Linked DNA regions of Homo sapiens: region 1 is linked to region 2. A link is a contact called in ENCODE Hi-C or POLR2A ChIA-PET data. All regions are on one chromosome and are shown on one strand. The core of a region is the stretch at or near the end of the contact, and the rest is flanking DNA. Distances in the headings are between cores, read along the strand shown.

What was found. Hi-C counts contacts between places; a loop is a spot of excess contacts on that map. ChIA-PET counts read pairs that join two places held with the same protein, here RNA polymerase II (POLR2A). Pooled maps may share reads with other maps.
Region 1: a loop to region 2 is called in a map of CD8-positive, alpha-beta T cell, with 2.0 times the contacts of the local background. The contact joins the promoter of LINC01479 here to the enhancer-like site in region 2. A Hi-C loop is called at or near these places in 5 of 168 maps with a recorded cell type or tissue (CD8-positive, alpha-beta T cell, Caco-2, Calu3 and 2 more) and 2 of 50 pooled maps. POLR2A ChIA-PET finds 5 or more read pairs at or near these places in 2 of 52 experiments (GM12878 and OCI-LY7).

Annotation. Positions count from the first base shown.
Region 1 is chr12:67,926,646-67,932,961 of GRCh38, forward strand. LINC01479 (long intergenic non-protein coding RNA 1479) reads left to right here and starts at 2,590. Exons shown (of 3, transcript NR_120456.1): 1 at 2,590-2,742; 2 at 5,632-5,744.
Region 2 is chr12:67,882,793-67,889,598 of GRCh38, forward strand. No RefSeq gene overlaps it. Among named protein-coding and RNA genes, the nearest start is that of LINC01479, 43 kb to the right of the region's middle. Within about 2 kb of position 2,740, at least 2 of the 41 ENCODE cell types and tissues checked have a DNase peak (open chromatin) inside an H3K27ac peak, as active enhancers do.

The DNA.
Region 1 (6,316 bases), core at 1,340-3,839, 44 kb after region 2:
GACTTGCCAGCTTTCCCTGGAGTGTCCAGTGGAATAACTTCTGAGTGTTATGAAATACAAGAGAGAAAATGAAAACCATATTTATTTTTTCAGACGGAGTCTCACTCTGTCACCCAGCCTGGAGTGCAGTGGTGCGGTCTTGGCTCATTGCAACCTCCATCTCCCGGGTTCAAGAGATTTTCCTGCCTCAGCCTCTTGACTAGCTGGGACTACAGGTGTGCACCACAACACCCAGCTAATTTTTGTATTTTTGGTTGAGATGGGGTTTTGCCATGTTGGCCAGGCTTGTCTTGAACTCCTGACCTCAGGTGATCCACCCACCTTGGCCTCCCAAAGTGCTGGGATAACAGGCATGAGCCACCGTGCCTGGCTGAAAACCATATTTAAAAATATTTTAAAATGTAATAAACATTTATTAAGTATCAGGCACTATTCTAAGAGCTTTCCAGATATGAACTCACGTAACCCTATGACAGTCTGCGGGGGGTTCTGTAATCAGACCCATTTTACTGACAAGGAAGCTGAGGCATAGCACATTTAAATGATTTGCCCAAGGGCACAGAATTTGGGTTCAAACTCAGGCAAAATGGTTCTAGAATCTCTATTCTTAACTGCTATGCTAAGCTGCCTCTATATTTGCTTTATATATTTTTAAAATATTACTCCTACTTCAGCTTATAACTAAAAGGACATTATAATTGCCTGTCATATTTTCCCACAGGCAGTAAACCAAGATGCCAAGTGAAGACTTCTCTATAGCATAGGGCAAAAATCCATGAGGCTAAATCCTGGTGTTCATAGTCTATGTTAATTTGAAAACCAAAAACCCATAAAACGGCATGTGGGGAGCTTCAAAAGAACTGCTGTCTTGGGAATTCTTACCAGCTTTGAAGACTTCGGGGAGGTGTGGTCTGTTTTTCCTTCTCTGGATTCTCCTCCCGGCCTCTAATCCAGAGCCTGTACATGTGGGTGAATTTGCACATGCACGCCTGCACACACACACCCACCAATGGTAAAAGCCTCTCTGGGATACTTTCAGGATCCTTGGAGTCAGGGCTCTATACAGGGCTATTTTAAAGTGTGATGGTTCACTGAAAAATGTTGTCAAACAGCAAAGTACCAATCTTTTTGAATCACTAGGTCATATTTTAGAGACTGTGAGTTCTACCCTTGCAGGAACGTGACTTTTTCACACTGTATTTTCTCAAATAGGAGAGAAGAGAATTCCAACCAGTGAGATGAGAATTGCACAAATCCTGCAGCCCATCTCTGCCACAGCTCAAAGTAAGCAACTTTTACTGCTGTATTCTTAAATAGTCCCAAGGATCAAATTATATCTCTGCTAAAACATTGTTAGGCCTAACTTCCTCACCAAGAATGTGGACTTTGGTCCGACTGCCAGGTTAAGAGGGCGTTTCTTGAAAACTTTTGTTTCTTTGTAGGCACAGTATGTGCTTATTAGATATAAAAGCTAATGGATTAACTAATTCCTTTAGCCTTTCCAAAATAGAGGTTTCATGGAACTATCTAGGCCCATAACAAATGTTTCTGTGATGAAACAAACTCAGGAAACTGTATATTTTCTTTTTCCCTTAAAGCTTCACAGAATGCATCATCTCATTAAAAGCTCCAGAAACCCTACAAAGAAGAAACCTTACCTGGTATCCCCCAAACTAAGATTGATAGATTTCCACTGGTTTGTAAAAGAGATTCTTATTCTGAGAAGTTCTCATGGCTCTTAAAAAGAAGTCACCTTCTCATTGTATAGACTTAGACACATAATTTGTACTTTTTTTTCAGATTGTTGGGTAAGTAATGACCCAGACCATTGAAGAAAATGAGGAAACTGTGCACACAGACTGATGTCTTATGTGACCAACATGCATATAAGAAATGGAAGCTTCCCCCTATCTTTCCAGAGTTCAAAAATCCTATTGCTGAATTCACCTCCAATTCCATGAAACAATATAAAAGATCCTCCATAAAGACCCCAGGTTATAATGTTTACAATTTATTTTGTACTCCTTTTCTCTGGTAATTGATGACTGCTATTATTAATGAAGACATTACAAGGAATAAAAGGGCTTGCCTGCCACTTCTCACCACAAAACCGTGTGGCATCAAACAGAATGAAATCCTTCTGACACTGACAGCTGGAGAAAACCTTGTCACCACAGTGACAGTGTCAAGTGTGGTGTGACATCTCTGTGTGTGTTTCTTTTGCACCTAATAACTTCGTTGCCAATACAGACCAAAATAATGAAAGAAAACCTGCTTTTGCCAGCCCAAAGGATTAACTGTACTGTTGAGAAAACTGCAGGAATATTTGACATGAGATCACAATTTTTAATTCTTTTCCCCCCAGGATTCTGCATGAAGTATTTTTCTATGAAGGATTTAAATAGAATTACTTTTCCTCACATTGGTCATGGAGAGAATTAAGACATTAACTGTTGATCCAATTTATACTGCCATTTGATCCCATAAGTGCTATACAGGACTCGGTTACTCATGGAAAATAGTTCCTGCCAGATCAAACACTCTCAGGGCCAAAGTCACAAGATTCTGACTTTACATGCTCTGTTCTGCCTCCTTTCATTTTGCCTCTTGGATTGTCATGAACTTCCTGAGCAAGAAGGCCATCCACCATGCAGTGTAATGTCTTGCTAAGAGAAATTAGTATTCAGTCTGCTCAGGTTCCAGCAAGGACTTTCTTCATGAAGATCTTCAAGTGGAATCAAGGTAGGAACTGTTATCCTTTTCAGTCCTTGTGCTATTCATTCACACCTTGGAACAAAAACAAAGCTGAACTCTTTAGAGGGGAAAATTGATACCGCATGGTTTCTGGTGTATCTGCAACTTTTGGCTCTGGTTTGGAAAAGGGTGTGTATGTGTCATGCACACATGTCTATTTCATCCTATCTGACAAATACCTTTGTGAATTGCTTTGTTGACTATTTGGGTGTTACTGCAGGTTACAAATTTCTAAGAGGGCTGGGAGACGTCTTTAAATCCCATAGGCATTGGATCATGTGTCCTCTAGTGGCCATGAACACTAGTTTTAGATGAAAGGTCTCATTTTCAGATAAGTATGAGGAATACTTTATTTTCAGCCCTCTCTTTTAAGAGGCATAAAATCTTTTAGTGCTGAAAACACTTGTACTACCTATAATAAAGAATTATGTTTAAGTCAGTGTGTTCCTAATTTGACTATGGAATTCAAACTTCTTGTAAGAGTCCACAGACCAGGTAAGACTTAAAGATTTGCCAACATTCAAAACCTCTGAAAAATAACCCATTACTTGGCAGCTAGGTGATCTCCCTCCTAATTTATCTGGCTCTATTTTCTTTTCTCTACCATCACCAATAGCATCTTTCTAATCCCTCACTCGGATCTTCTCATTCCTCCATTCATTAGAATACCAGTTCATTTCTTCAATAAACATGCCAAATAGGAGTGGCTCTAACAAGACGGGAAGTTTTTTCTGATGTGACAGTCTGTATATTTGCAGTCCAGGACTTGAATGGTGACAGCAAGAGGACAGAGGCTCCAGGTTCCTTTTGTTTTAGTGCTCTGCCATGTGTAGGGTGTTTCCCATCCAAATGTTCCAAGATGTCTTACCACTGTGTCTGTATTCCAGGCAATGGGAAGGAGGGAAGGTGAAGGGGAGAGAATTTTCCTTCCTTGCAAGAGCATCATCTGCAAGTTGTGTTTCTGCTCACACCCCATTGACAGAGCTTTATTGCTTGATCACAGCTAGCTGCAAACGAGGCTAGGAGATGTTTTAGTCAGTCTGGTAGCCTTTGTCACACTACAATTTCTATGTTAGAGGAGAGAGAGAGAGAACATATATTAGGGAATAGCTAACCATCTCTGCTACACCTATGACCTTCCATTTGTCTCTTACAATGAGTTTGTGAAGTTAGAATTTTTATCCCAAGTTTTCCACTGAGAAAAATAAAGCTCATAAACCTGAAATAATTTTAATATTGTCACCATGTTAAGAATGATTAAGGGTGTGAAGTTTTGTCTGCTTCCAAGCTAACAAGGGAGCCGCCACAATTGCATGGATTCTTGCAGAAGACACAGATTCCTGAGTCAGACACAGAGGACTTTATCACTCATGGCACAGCAAGCAGCATCAGCTCCAATATTCATGTAGGTTCTTCTTGTCCTCCAAATCCTATGGGGCATTAGGGGGTGGCCAAGGTAGATGCTGCAAACGCAGTCGGTTTGCACCAAAGGTGAAAAACCCCGAGCTTAGGAAACTACAAGCTTTTAAAGAGGCTATAAGGAAACCTGCCCAACTTTTTCCTTAGAAGGAAACCTTTTTTTTAGTATCCTAGTTAAGAAACAAATCTCTCTGCTTGAGAGAGGCACGCTACCTCTAACCTCCAAGAAGTTCACCATACAAATATTCTTGGAAGGCAGTCCCAAATAAAAGTCTCTTTGTTGACAAGGCTTGCAGAAACATGAGACACCCCTGGACATTTTTTTTCCCAACACACAGATAGTCTTGCTATCTTCATTACAATAAAGGTACTTCTTCAAGAAATCTCCCACTGACCATGCCTCCATCATCAGGGCAGTTCTCACTTTTTATTGTAATTGTTCACACCTCTGGATCTCCATATTGGAATATCAGTTCCTTGAAGGCAGGGGCTATGGCTTTGCTTTTATATCCCTAGCACCTAACACATTACTTGGAATATGGAACATGTTCAACAACTATTTTGAATGAAGTATATTAGAATAAGATTTACTTAAGGGATAGAACAAATCAGCAAGCATTACATGTTATTGAATCCACTTGAGGTTCTCTTTGTATGGATCCTAGGGTAGGTGGCTAATTTTTATGATTCAGGCCTCAAATACCACTCCCCTGACCACTGTATTTAAAACATCATTCTAGATAAGTCTAATGATAAGCACTTGTCACTACCTAATATTATTCTGCTTGTTTATTTAGGTATCTGACTCCCCTTCTAGAATAGAAACCCATGACTTCAAGGACTTGCCTATCTAGTTCATGACTATATTTCTATACTCTAAAATAGTGTCGGGCCTAAAATAGAAGTTTCATAGGTATTTTTGAATGAATAAGTGAATGAGTAAATTCAGCAAACATTCACTAAGTTTATACCATCTGCTAGGAACAAAATGTTTTACCATGTCACAGTGGCCCACAAAGAATACTGTTACTTTGGACAACTGAAACAATTCAATATCTGGGTTGAGTTGAGTGGCAGCATCACTTTTGTTGGGGCAGTGAGCTTCCATTCCTCACTACAGATATTCCACTGCTGGCTTGAGCTGGGTCCTGAACACTGTCCTTTCCTGGTCTTGCTGGCGAAGGCATCCTGTGCCAGCAGGCAGCTTCATTGCCTTCCTCTCCTCTCCGAGCCCCTACGTAGCCATCCTGCTTATCAGGTGCACACAGTTCTGGTCAGGTAGCCTCAGGGAGCCCATCTGATTGGCTCTGTGGGTCCCCACACCTCCAAGAACTCCATGCCTTTCATATGATGCTTAACCATTTGTTTATCCTCATTCTTACCTGGGCAGCAGGTAGCTATCAGACCCTCTCTCACCTTTCCTTTACTCTTCTTCCACCTCTACTTGATCTCCTGTAGCAGCCTTGCCCATGAAGTCATGCCTGTGGCTCCACTGAGAAATTCGATTAAGTATTCCAATACTGCTGTGAAACGAAGTGATCTGATTCCGGTGAGACAATTTATCTTGCAAGGTATATCAATACTCATTTTATTCATTATTTACCCATTTCCAAAAATGATGTGAAGTGGGAAAATGTCAATGTTGAACAACAAAAATAGTAAAATCCCTTTGGGGGGAAGATCATTATAATTTGTTTAAATGCTGACAAATATTGATATCAATGGTAAACGTAGAAGTGGGGCATGAGGGAAATTACCAGAGGGAAATGACTAGGATATTTTTCAAGCCATCATTGATTCAAAATGAATTATGAGAGTAGAGCTTTGCATGGAAAATTAAAGGCCTAATACTAAAAATAATTATTAAGCATTTTCTTACTTTTGTAGATGAAGAAGTTACCTCAGAGAAGTCAAATAATTTACCCAGAGTCACAAAATAAGCAAATGATGGAATATTCAAATCCAGGTCTTCTGACTCTACCTCTATCTGCCTTAGAGGTTTCTGAAGTATTGATAAGATGGAGGCTGGAAGAGCTTGAAACAGACCATATAAAGCCAGGTCTGAGCTGGAAAAGCAAAGAGGCCCAAGGAACAGCACAGACCCTGACTGGTGGGGTATCTGTGTATTTTAAATAACAAATAC
Region 2 (6,806 bases), core at 1,490-3,989:
CTTGGGAATGGGAAACTATTGAAAGTTTATTAATATTAAGCAAGGAGGACAAGACAGTTTGCAATCAAACCTAGTGTGAGAATGAAACAGGGATTAAATTATTCAACTAAATCATGGACAGGAATGTGATTGCTTGAAGGCATACACACTCAAGGCAGATTTGCCAGGCTTCCCTCCAACCTGGCCAGCATGGAGAAGGAGCAGCTGTGATGGAGTGGAAAATGCGTGGTCTGGGTACACACAGACATGATTTCCAGTCACTTCCCAGCTACTTTCTTGTTGTTTAACTTTGGGCATTTCCTTAATTCCCCTGATACTCTATTTTCTCATCTGTAAAGTGGAGATACAACATCTACTTCACCATGTTGTTAGGAGTAATTAGAAATGATATATGAGTTTCTGGATCATAGTTTATACTCAATGAATGGTAGCTGTATTAATTTTAATTGGAATTATATTTATTGTAATTGTGTATCAGTCATCTCATATATTAAATAGAAGCTTGAAAATTGTAGCAGGACCAATTCTGATTTATTAACCATATTTCCCCACCCCCCCGCCCCCCAAAAAAAATGCTTGTTAAAAATATTTGGTTGGCAGTGAGTAACCAAGTCATCTTTATAGATGAATATCAACACCTTCTAGGTAGAGTGATGGTACTGTTTGGGAGGACAAGTGCTTTGTCTCCCCTAAGGAAAGTAGCAGCTGAGAACCCAGTGATTTCACTGACACCTTGGCTGGGGACACAGGAAATCTCAATCACTGAGACTCCATGGTGAGGAAGGCAGGGAGTAGGGGCACCCGAGGACCTTGATCTGCCCTCCCTCTTGCCTCTGTGGGGGCTCCATACTAGAAGGATGGGAAGCAGATCAAGCATTGGGTGACACAGATCTGGTTTCAAATTCTGGCTCTGCAATTTACCAACTGGGAATCCAGTACAAGTTGCTTAGACTCTTTGAGCCTCACAAGTTCCATCATTAAAAGAAGGATGATAATCCTTTGCAGGGTTGTTGTGGGAATTAAATGAGCTAATATGAAGGAAGATCCTGATTTCAAATAGGCCCTCAGTACATGGTGGCAATGACAATTCTCCTCATTCTCTCACTTTTTCTTCCTTCCAGCCTCCCTTCACTGCCTGAGACTCTTTTCAGGAAGGACATGAGCCAATGCAGTCCATGAGAGCTGGCTACGGAAGGGGACATCCTTGCTCCTTCTTACCCCTGCTTATCCTCAGCTGTAATCTGGTGACTAAATGGCTTCTCCTTCCATCAGCAAGGGGACAGTGAAACCAGGCACTGTGTTGGTCACTCTGGATAAAACCCTTAACTGATGACTCCATTGGTAAGGACAAAGCAGAGTGAAATACCTGATAATGAGGTAAATCTCTTTTGGAACCTGAAGAAAGGTGAGAAGTGAATGGGTGTTAGTAGGACGATAAGAGAAGAAAAATTCTCAAAGATGGAAGGAGGAGAAAGTAAAAAGAACCAATTGTAGGGCAGTATTTTAAACAAGTGTTTTTTTCATTTATCAATTAGAGAATCTGACTTTTTTTATTTCTTAAGCCAGTTGTTCTTAGAAAATTGCCATCTTCCACATTTCTTATTCAGATACCTCCACAAAAGGAGAAATTTGGCAGCTTTATATTCTGGGGTTTTGTGAGAAAAATTCATTTTGTCACCCAGAGTCAGCTGCTGAGAAAAAAAAATAGCAGCAGGACCTTTTCCTCTCGTTGTTATTCAAATACAACCCAGTTCTCCAGGCTGACCGAGGAATAAGTTGGAAGCAAGCAGTGAGCAGAGACTAATGCCTTAATTGGCTATTAATATATGGTCACTGCTATTCTTAGAAATAACTGGTGTTTCAATAACTACCTCAAAAATGGAGTTCAGATTTCATGGCTGTGTTCTATCACACATAAAACCAGGAAGAGTTGATGGGTAATAGGTTGGACCACGATTCATTTCTGGAAAGCTCCAGTTACATTTGCTATTGCTGTAAAAAGTCGTGCTTGGAAAGTTGCCTGGTAACCTGATTTATCTTGAATATTAATAATTCACCCATCAGGAAACTACCTTGCCTGTAACTCAGTGTCAAAATTGAACACCTCTTTGACTATGTGGTCTGCAAGGTAATGGTGGTGGGGTTGGAAGTAAATTAGTTAAATGTGGTTAGAGAATGAATCTGATAATGTGTTTATCCAACTTGGGAAGAATTTAGATGTTGTTAAAGGATATAAAGTATATAATCTTAAAGAATTGAAATGGGGATTTCTTTTTAAGTTCTACATAATTGTTACTTGATAAACTCAGATGACGTCTCACACTGAAAGTTCACTAACCACATAATTAATAGGGACATGTATTATTGATGTACTAAGACTACTTAATAGCACTTTGGTTCCATTTACAGAAGGATAAAATAGTCACCAGGCGTGAGATCAATAAATCACAAGTTTTGAGTGTTATATTTACAACCTGAGAGTCAAGTAACTCTTCATCATTGAACAGTCTCCCACTTGGAACTATGAGTGACCTGTTTCAGGTTTGTTGAGTGCCCTTGTGAAAAAATTCTAAGCTATGGAAACCATTATTTTCCCCCTGTGAAATTTCCCCATAGTACTTAGTTGGGCCTCCTTCCCTATGTGGACGCTTTGAGATGTCACAGAGGCAAGCAGTACCAAAGATCATGAAAGATTTGGTAGTTACAAACACCTTGGTTCGCATCCAGCAACTATCTCCCAAATTCAGCTGGGTCTGACATAGCAGCTGAGCTTCCTGCTCAATTTGGCCCCAACTCTGCCCAGACAGAGGACTTCTCTGTTTCCACTAGAACGAGCCAGGAACAAAAACTCCATCCATCTAAAAATGCTTGAAATAATTCTAGTGTTGGGGAAGACAAAGAGAAAATAACCGTGTGGTTTCACTGTAAGGATTTAGGTATAAGGAAGGGAAATGGTGTCAGTCAGGGATTACATCCTCATATGCCACTTGAGGAACCAAATACCTCCTAAGAAACAACCCACATCCGACCCTAAACCCTCAGATGCCAGGAATCATTAAGAGCATTCACCACAGGAGAAAATTTCTCTGTTAAACTAAAGATAAACCACTGTGCCCCAATTCCCAGATGATGGAAATCGGGCTTTAAATGATATAATGAGTCACATTTGCATTCTTTTTAGAAGATAAACAGCCAATTTATTTTTTGCCTTGAATGGCATGTCTTTTAGTAATGTGATTGAGGAGATAAAATAACCAGTGGTAACTGATTAACTATTTTAAGTCATTGTGTTCAAAACGTGTGATATATTAGTTCACTTATCCAGAAGTGATCTCAATGATTAGGAGTTGAGCCAAGGAAATAAGCAAAGCAGCTAAGTGAAGGGTAAGCAACTGAAATACTTACAAACTGAACCCTCTCTCTTATGCTCTGAACTCACAGAAAAGGGCCTTAGAGCACTCCCCAGTATCTATTTATTTTATTTAAGATACAATTCTAATAGCAAAATGGAAATAGTTGTTGCAAAGAGATAAAAAGGATGCTGTCCAAGTCAGGCAACTGAAAGTGGCAAGAAATGACAGAACTGACAATGATAAAAGAAATGGATAAATCAAAATGGCAGGAAAAAAAAATTCATGAACATTTTCTCAGTGTGGGACCATTCTGCGTAGAGTAAAATAAAAATAATTAAGCAAAACACAGATTTGGTGTTCATATTTCATAACCCTCTAATATCAGAAAATATGCGATCTGTGTTAGGAAGACAATTGATGTATCTTAGAAATAGTTCCAACATAAAAGGTTAAGTTATTTTAAATTCAGTCATCTTGAAAATAAGTGCAATGCTAACTCCTCATGTTGTTCTTCATGGATTACAAGGAAGCAGTGGAGTATCACAGTTAAAAGGATGCATATGGTTCCCAACTGCCCAGATTTCAAATCCCAGCTATGCCGTGTGTGACCTTGGACAACTCACTTAACGTCTCTGAAGCTCAATTCCTCCACTGCAAAATGGGTAGTGGTAAGGATTTAATGAGTTAATGTATATAAAGCATTGGAAGAGTACCTGGCACATAGTAAGTGTTAGATAAGCATTCTCTACAAAGATATTTGCATTTACCAAGTACCTAATGTGTGTCAGGTACTGGGAAGGGTGCTGTGATCTTTATCATTATATTTTATAAGATTTTACTACATGAAGTGAAACACCAGAATCTTGCCTTCAATATTCCTCAAGCCCAACGTAACCGGCAATAAAGAGTTATCAACCCTAGTACAACACAATGTAATCCATTATACCTAAAGTTCTTTTAACCTGATTTCTGCCATAGTAATTAACTTTTGTTTCTTGAAACTTTATGTCCATTTTGGTTGGCTACTATTCTATCTCTCTGTGAAATGTTCCCCTCTCTTCATTTTGCATGTATATTCATCACCTCTTCTGTTCAGTTACTATTTTAGACCTCAAGGATCCAATGATCTGGGAACACAGTTCATCTGAGGATAGGCATTACAAGGTAAACACAGTGTTGATAAAAGTTCTGTGTCCCTGATGGTGTCAAGAAGAAATGTGCCATCATTTTCAGGTAAAAACAACAACAAATAAACAAACAAAACTAAAACAACCAGGAAATCTGCATCTGCTTCCTGAAATATGTCCACAAAAATCAAATAGGTATAGATATACTTTTGCCTTAAACAGATAAATGAAATTTTTGAGTATCAAAAAATTATTTTCAACATCCACAAAATACTGAAACAGTACTCTTTAAAACAGTCAAGGTAATGACAAACAAGGAAAGACAGAGAAAATGTCACAGACCAGAGAAGACACGGCATGATGACTGAATGTAAGGGAGTGTCCTGAATTGGATCCTAGAACAGATAAAGATTATTAGTAAAAAGCAGTTGAAATTTGCACAAGGACTGGAGTTTAGTTAATAGTAATGTATAAATGTTAACCTCATAATTTTGATGACTGTAATGTGGTTATGTACAATGTTAGCACTGAGGAAACTAGGTTAGGGGTATTCAAGAACTCTCTGTACTATCTTTGCAACTTTTCCAGAAATCTAAAGTGATTCCAAAATAAAAAGTGTATTTAGAAAAGTATTTTCAGATCTTTGAGAGGCAGGAGAGCGGGAACAACATGCACCTTAATGTCAGAAGGTTGAGTTTGTGTTTCCCTTTCACCACCATCCAACAAGATGACTTAATGCAAGTTGGTTGAGCCTCAGGATTCACATTCATAAAAGGGGGGGATACAATTTCTACCTTATACAGTGTTATTGAAAAGAACAAATAAAAAATTCATGAACCCATACAAAAAGTAACCATAGGCACAACTATTTTTCCAAACCCTGATTTACAGCTTCAATCTAACCTTAAAACTATTTACTCAATTGACACATACATTTTTCTTATTTTACTTTTCGAAAAAGATCAATAAATGATCTGTGATGCCTTCAATAGAGAAAAATTAAGAGTTGGATATCAGTCTCAGAGGGTTTACATTTTCAAGATGTTTTTCTTTCAAAAGTAACATTGAGCTTGTTGAACTTGACAAATTAGTGTTTTTTCGGAAAATCTCCTGCACTGATCTGGGGTGTCCCTGGGTGTGTATGAAGACTTGGGCAAGAAAGAGCTCAAGAAAAATTCATGGATTTGGTGTATTACTTTAGGGTTGCGTGATTCTGACTAACTTTAAGCCAAAACTAGGTAGAGGCAAAACGTTGCTGTGGAAGTTGTGAGAAAGTCCTTGGCAGAAAGAGCAGGCAGTGAGAGGAACAGGGGTGAAATTATCCTTTCATTTTCTGGAAGGTACTGCCAGTGAAGTGGTTAAGAGTATAGGCTTTTGATCCAGACCTTCTGGATTTGAAGCCAAACTCTGACTCTTCCTTTTTAGAGCTTGGGCAGGTGACTTAAGCTCTGTGTCTTGTTTAAAGATAATTAATAAGGACATGATCCTATCTGTATTTTGGAAAACTCCTCTGGAAGCAGTGTGGATGATCGATTAGAGCAACATCAGACCCAACAAGGGCCGTGGTAGAGAAGCCAGCACAATAGTAGAGAGGTGATGAGGGCCTAAGCTGCACAGGGAGCCCTGAGCATGGGGAGAAGGAGTCTAGAAAACCATGAAGGAGATGGGTATCAGCAGAAAGTGGGGGAATCAGGGAAAGAAAGGACTCTAGATGGATTCTTAGGCTCCTGGAGACTGGGATTTTGTCCATTAACCAAGATAGAGAATCATGGAAGAGTAGGGAAAAGTCATGCTTGTGATTTGGGACATACTACATGTTTGTGTTTGGGGACATTAAGAAGGAAATGCCTATCTGGGACAGGAACTTGTGTTTTATCTCATATACCACTCTGAGTAAATGGGAGCTTAAAGAGAGTTAAGTACAAGATAGGGGTTAAGAATGCTGTTTCTTTGACTTACTAGCTGTGTGTTTAAAAGGGTCAATTGTTTAACTTTTCTGCTGCTTTTTCTTTTGTTTTGTTTTGTTTGTTTGTTTGTTTTAAGACAGAGTTTTGCTCTTGTTGCCCAGGCTGGAGTGTAATGGCACGATCTCAGCTCACTGCAACCTCCACCTCCCAAGTTCAAGCAATTCTCCTGCCTCAGCCTCCATAGGCATCCACCACCACGCCCGGCCAATTTTGTATTTCTAGTAGAGGCGGGGTTTCTCCATGTTGTTCAAGCTGGTCTCGAACTCCGTCCTCAGGTGATCCGTCTGCCTCAGCCTCCCAAAGTTTTGGGATCACAGGCATGAGCCACTGCACCTGGCTAAGTTTGTTTGTAACATGGA